Regions from separate parts of the Mus musculus genome. Here region 2 is linked to region 1. Evidence: chromatin loops called from intact Hi-C (ENCODE). Cell type or tissue: left cerebral cortex. All regions are shown on one strand.

The links. Hi-C counts contacts between places; a loop is a spot of excess contacts. Peaks named below come from ENCODE experiments on the same cell type or tissue, not always from the same donor. Only the 100,000 strongest peaks of a DNase experiment are listed, where the experiment ranks them.
Region 2: it touches region 1 in a loop (13-fold over the local background); 3 of 42 quality-filtered maps call a loop at or near these places.

What each region holds. Positions count from the first base shown.
Region 1 is chr6:30,551,403-30,553,902 of GRCm38, forward strand. It overlaps Cpa2 (carboxypeptidase A2, pancreatic), which reads left to right. Exons shown (of 11, transcript NM_001024698.3): 8 at 564-654. Among named protein-coding and RNA genes, the nearest start is that of Cpa2, 11 kb to the left of the region's middle. In left cerebral cortex, a CTCF peak has its summit at 1,039; DNase peaks (open chromatin) are centred at 864, 1,338, 1,481 and 2,377; H3K4me3 peaks cover 426 bases; H3K27ac peaks cover 1,518 bases.
Region 2 is chr6:30,616,704-30,619,203 of GRCm38, forward strand. The region is part of intron 4 of Cpa5 (carboxypeptidase A5); the gene reads left to right. Among named protein-coding and RNA genes, the nearest start is that of Cpa5, 6.9 kb to the left of the region's middle. In left cerebral cortex, a CTCF peak has its summit at 1,407; a DNase peak (open chromatin) is centred at 1,341; H3K4me3 peaks cover 499 bases; H3K27ac peaks cover 622 bases.

The sequences.
Region 1 (2,500 bases):
TATTCTGGTAGAGAGCAGATGACAATGACAATGACAGAAGCTTTTTTTTTTTTTTTTTTACCCCCCAAAGAGACTGACATTCTCTGTTCATAGCCTGAGATACTGCATGAATGGATTTAGGGTCCACAGGCAAGCCAGAGGAATGCTGCCTATAATCTCTTAGAGGTTCATTAAAAACAAAAACAAAACAAAACAACCCCCCCCCCCAAAAAACACAATACATTAAACACCCGTGGCAGTTCTGTAGTAATTTAGCCCCATATTTTCCCAAACTATTCTCTCACAAATTCCATCTCTTTCCTTTGTTGTTGTTGTGGTGGTGGTAGTGGCTGGCATTTAACAGGTCCATGTTTTATGGAACATGGTTTGGCAGGCATTTACTTGAGAGAGGAAGAACATGAAGTCAGCCCCGCATGGTGACCATTTGACAGCTCTGGGCAAAAGAAATAGCGCACAGTTCTGAAGGGAGGGAACAGGGGAACACACGGGAAAGGGACCTGCTGATGACAAGGGATGACCATCTTTTTCTTCCTCCATATTCGTATTTGGTTGGATGTTTAAAGAATCGTATGTGGCGAAAGACCCGGTCTAAACGGTCGGGAAGCTTCTGTGTTGGTGTGGATCCTAATCGGAACTGGGACGCAAATTTCGGAGGTGAGCACCGGGTGTCATCCGGGGGGATGCCCAGACTGAATTCTGGCCATCCAGCCGACTGGTTTGCGTGGCTCTGCAGTGCCTTCAGCCCAGTTTAGTCCATTTAGGATTCAAGTCATTTAAACCCCTCTTTGAAACACATCACTAAATTCTCTCCCTTCACGGGTGTGCAGCCAGCCCTGTCACAGCCCCAGGCAGCATTTAACTGGGTTTGCTTCACATCTTGGTTTTCCCGCAGGCTGTAGCCCGGTTCAGCCTCTGAGCCAAAGAAGCCAGGCTTTGCACAATGACGGGGGTAGGGGGGTGGGGGTTGGGGGTTGGGGTTGGGGGTGGGGAAGCTGCGTAAGAAGTGTGGAATCAACCGCTAGAGGGGGTTAGGATCTATAAGGAAGAGAAGCATTACATCATCTGGTAGATGCTTCGAGAAGGAAAACTTAAAAAAAAAGTACAAATGGAATTAAGAAATGGATTTTCAAATTACAGTCAAAGATAAAATGTTAGCTTGCTCATTTGGTTTTATTGACTTCAGCTTTTCTGTTTGGGGGGTCCACTGGCAAGCCAGTTGGGCGTTCTTTTATGCTTTAGGCACCAGTTAAATCTGCTTCACTAATCACAGAGTTGAAATTTGTTACTTTTTTTCCCTACTACTTTCCTGTAACAGTACATTAGTTGCTTTTCTCATCGATGTGACCGAACACTTGACAAGCTTCGTCTCAAGTGAAGAAAGGTTTATTTTGGCTACAAGTTGGAAGGGACATTGCACCATGGCAGAGAAAGTGGGGTGGTAATAGGAACAGGAAGAATGTGCTTGCATTTTGTCCCTAGTCTATGGGGGGGCCCTCCTGCTCACGTGGCTCCCCTCTTTCCTTTTAACTCAACTGAACACGCCAGCCTGTGGGACTGTGCAACTGTATTCAGGATTTAGGGTGGGTTTTTTTTCTCCTCCGTTAAATGTCTCTGGAAAGATCTCCAGAAGTGTATTTCCTAGGTGTTCCAAATCTAGTTAAGATGACAATGAAGATTAAGTATTACAAACTCGGAAGCTGGATGCTGTGTCTTTTTTCCTAATAACTAGCACAGAGTCTCCAACACAGAGAACAATCATTAAATATTTGTAAACCAAATGAATTCTCGAGAGTTACGGAAGTGAGACAAGACCCACTAGGGAGGTGTGATGGGGCACGCATGAGTGGTAACTTCATTCATTGCTTTAACGATTTATTCTTCTAATTTTTTTTTTTTTTTGCATAGGAAAAACATAATCAGAGACCAGACACCAAATATTGAACCAGATCCAGTAATTCGATGCCACTTCTCCCTCTGAAGCATGATTCTTAAATAATTTTAACATAAGATGGCATAAGTTATATTTACACGGATTTTGCCCAGCTCACGTAGAGAGCTTGGGGAATCTCAGCCCCCACCTGCTCCCTGAGAGATTCTTAAACATTCACAGCCTCTGCCAGGCCCACAGGGATCCCCGCTTCAGGCATCTTGAGCAACTATAGCTGTTGAGAGAATCAAGGGCAAAGGTGGCCTTGCCAAATGTCGTGATTTCTTCAGGGTGGACAGCTTGTCAGAGGTTCCTTAGATTTGTGACTTTGTAACTTGGAAATATAGATACATAGAAACTTCTACTCTTGGACTCTACAAATTTGCAGAGGGCCCAGAAAGTGAAGTTACAGGACTCCCACCCAATGCAGCGAGCTATTCTTTCAACAGCTCCCACAGAGGGGGATGATCTCATCTGACAGCTTTTTCTGCTGTACAGAGGATCCATATTTTAAAAGAAGAGATGCTTCCAAGATGAGTTCATTTCTGCTTCCTGCCCATCCCCTTAGAGCAG
Region 2 (2,500 bases), 65 kb after region 1:
GTCCTTTATCCTTCACAGACACATCTGTTTTCCCGCTCAACATGTGGGGGTGGGATGTTTCTCTAATTAAATCCCCCACAAACAAAAATGGGGAAACTCACACAGACAAGAGGCTACCACATCAAAAGAACAGAACTGAGTTCTCCTTTTTAGCCCATGCCTCTATTTTGAAGTTCCCGTTTCCCTGCTTCTGCTGCGCCAGCCCTGGGAACCCAGCAGCATTCGGCAAACAGATACTTGGAAGTCTCAACAAACTTGGTTGATTACTGCATGTTGGGGACATCCCCCCCCCCCCCCCCCGAGCTTCCCTCGCTGGCCCCTTTTAGAGAGAGCCTCTCCTGAAGTCCCCAAACCTGAACTCCTGTGGGACTTGTCACTCCTTCCCAGGAAAATGCCTGAACTTTCTGCTCTAACCTCTGCAAGCAAATCTCCAACGTGCAATCTGCAAAGCATTAAGCCCGGGCTGCCCTCCTTGAGGTCATGCTGTGGCTTTGAGGGCGCCAGGGGTGGGGAGAGGCTGTTGTTCCTGGTTGATTTGTGGTGACAGCGGGGGAGGGGGGCAGGTCAGAGAGGCTCAGAAGCACTGACAAGACTAGAAGGGGCTTTGCACACCCAGGTTGATGTGGAGCAAGCTTATTTGAGCTAAAGACACACGGGCTCAGCTCTAGTACTAGCTGTGTGTGTCGTCCCCCCCCCCCCCCCCCGTGAGCCTTCAGTAATGGCAGCTTGAGTGATGTCAAGGTGTTCAGGACTGACATGCGCAGGGAGTCTTTATTGATACGTTGGTCTCTCCTTGTTTTTCTCTTGCTCATCTGCACACTTCTGGCCTTGGTTAGGACTTAATAAATGTCAGCTGAATGACTATATATGAGAACTTGAAGAAAAGAGATGTGTTTGGCAGTGAGGGCCAGGCACAGCCAATCATGGAAAACTCTGCTGGTGGTTTTGGTTTTTATCCAGAGGAAGAATTTTGAGGAGGGGACCTGTATCTTCCTTTTCTACCTCTGCATCTGGGAGGGCTTGGAAAGACAGCTGTACTCCATACACAGCACCCACCGAGCACGTGCATGTGCACACACACACACACACACACACACACACACACCCCTACTGTGTGCTGAGTATCGGGCAGGGAGCTTGGAAACACGGAAACTGAAAACAAAACCAAGCCCACCAAACTCAGGGGCTGTATCCAGGAGAGCTAGAAAGAGTGGGATGGGGTGGGGGGGATGGGAAGGGGGGGGGGAGTAGATGCGTGATTACCGTGGAGTGGGTGAGTGCCCTGATGGAGTGCGCACAGGTTGCTATGGGAGCGAATACCAGAGGCACTGCACGTCACTGGTGCTGTGAAGCTGTAATTACCCATGCGTGCCTGCGTGCGGCTGAGGAGCGGGGAAGGGGGGCTTTAGGGGAAGGAGGCCCCCACCTGGATTTGATGATGGGACCGGGCTCCTTGTAAAGGGTATCTTCTGTCCCGTGAAGTGGGCAGAGGGGAGACTCAGGAGGGTCTTTTACACCATCAGATTTGCATTTCTGAACCCCCCTCCTTACTGAGCTTGTGTTGAGCTGGGGACAGGGCCCCGGGAGAGTGACAGGCAGGAGGTTGGTCGGGAAATTGCAGTGGGCCAGGCAAGAAATTATCTGATTCCGAGGGTGCTTGATTTGCATTTAATTTCTCTTCACCTCTTCGTTCTTTTCAGTCCTTCGGTGTTTCCCCCTCCCTGGGATGAGTCACGACGGAAAGGCTTCACTTGAGCAATCAGTGCTTGGGATTTTAATGGCTTTTTTTCTGATTACAAAATTAATAAATATTCATGTTAGATAATTTGGAAAAACAGGAGAAAAGCACAAGAAGAAAACAAAAATCACCCGGGCTCTGACCATCCAGAGAGGAATACAATTTAGTATGAATTCCGCCTCACCAACTCCTCTCTCTGTGGGCTTGTCCACATCTGCATACAAATAGGCTGAGCCCATCCGAAAAAAAATCTCTCTGATCCCGTCTCTTTCCCCTCTCTAGTTACCATCCATCTCTCTGCTTCCTTCTAGAACAAAACTAGAAATACTGACTTTTTATTTCTTCGGCTTACCCATCATCCCCTTTGGCAGGCTGTCGGGCCCCTAACTTCCCCAGAAGGGCCCTGGACAAAGCACAGGAACACCCGGTCCACTCAAGCTCTAATTGCACGTCTTTCTGGCATGCCGTTCAGTGATGTCTCTCCTCTGGCCCCCTAGGACTCTGTACTGGCCTCCACTGGCCTGGTTCCCTGGTTGCTCTGTCAACCCCAGTCTTCCTGTTTGCAGGAAAACTCAAGACTGTTCTCTACACTCCAGGGGAACAGAGCGAAATCTCCCCACCTCCTCATGACCCCTCTTATGTCTCCAGCTGAAGTTCTGAACTCCAGCACTGGCTGTCTGAGGGTCCTTGCAAACTCTACAGCACAAAGGGAGCGTCCCAAGTCCCCATCTGTTCCTCTGCAGCCTCTGGGAGCTCAGGTGT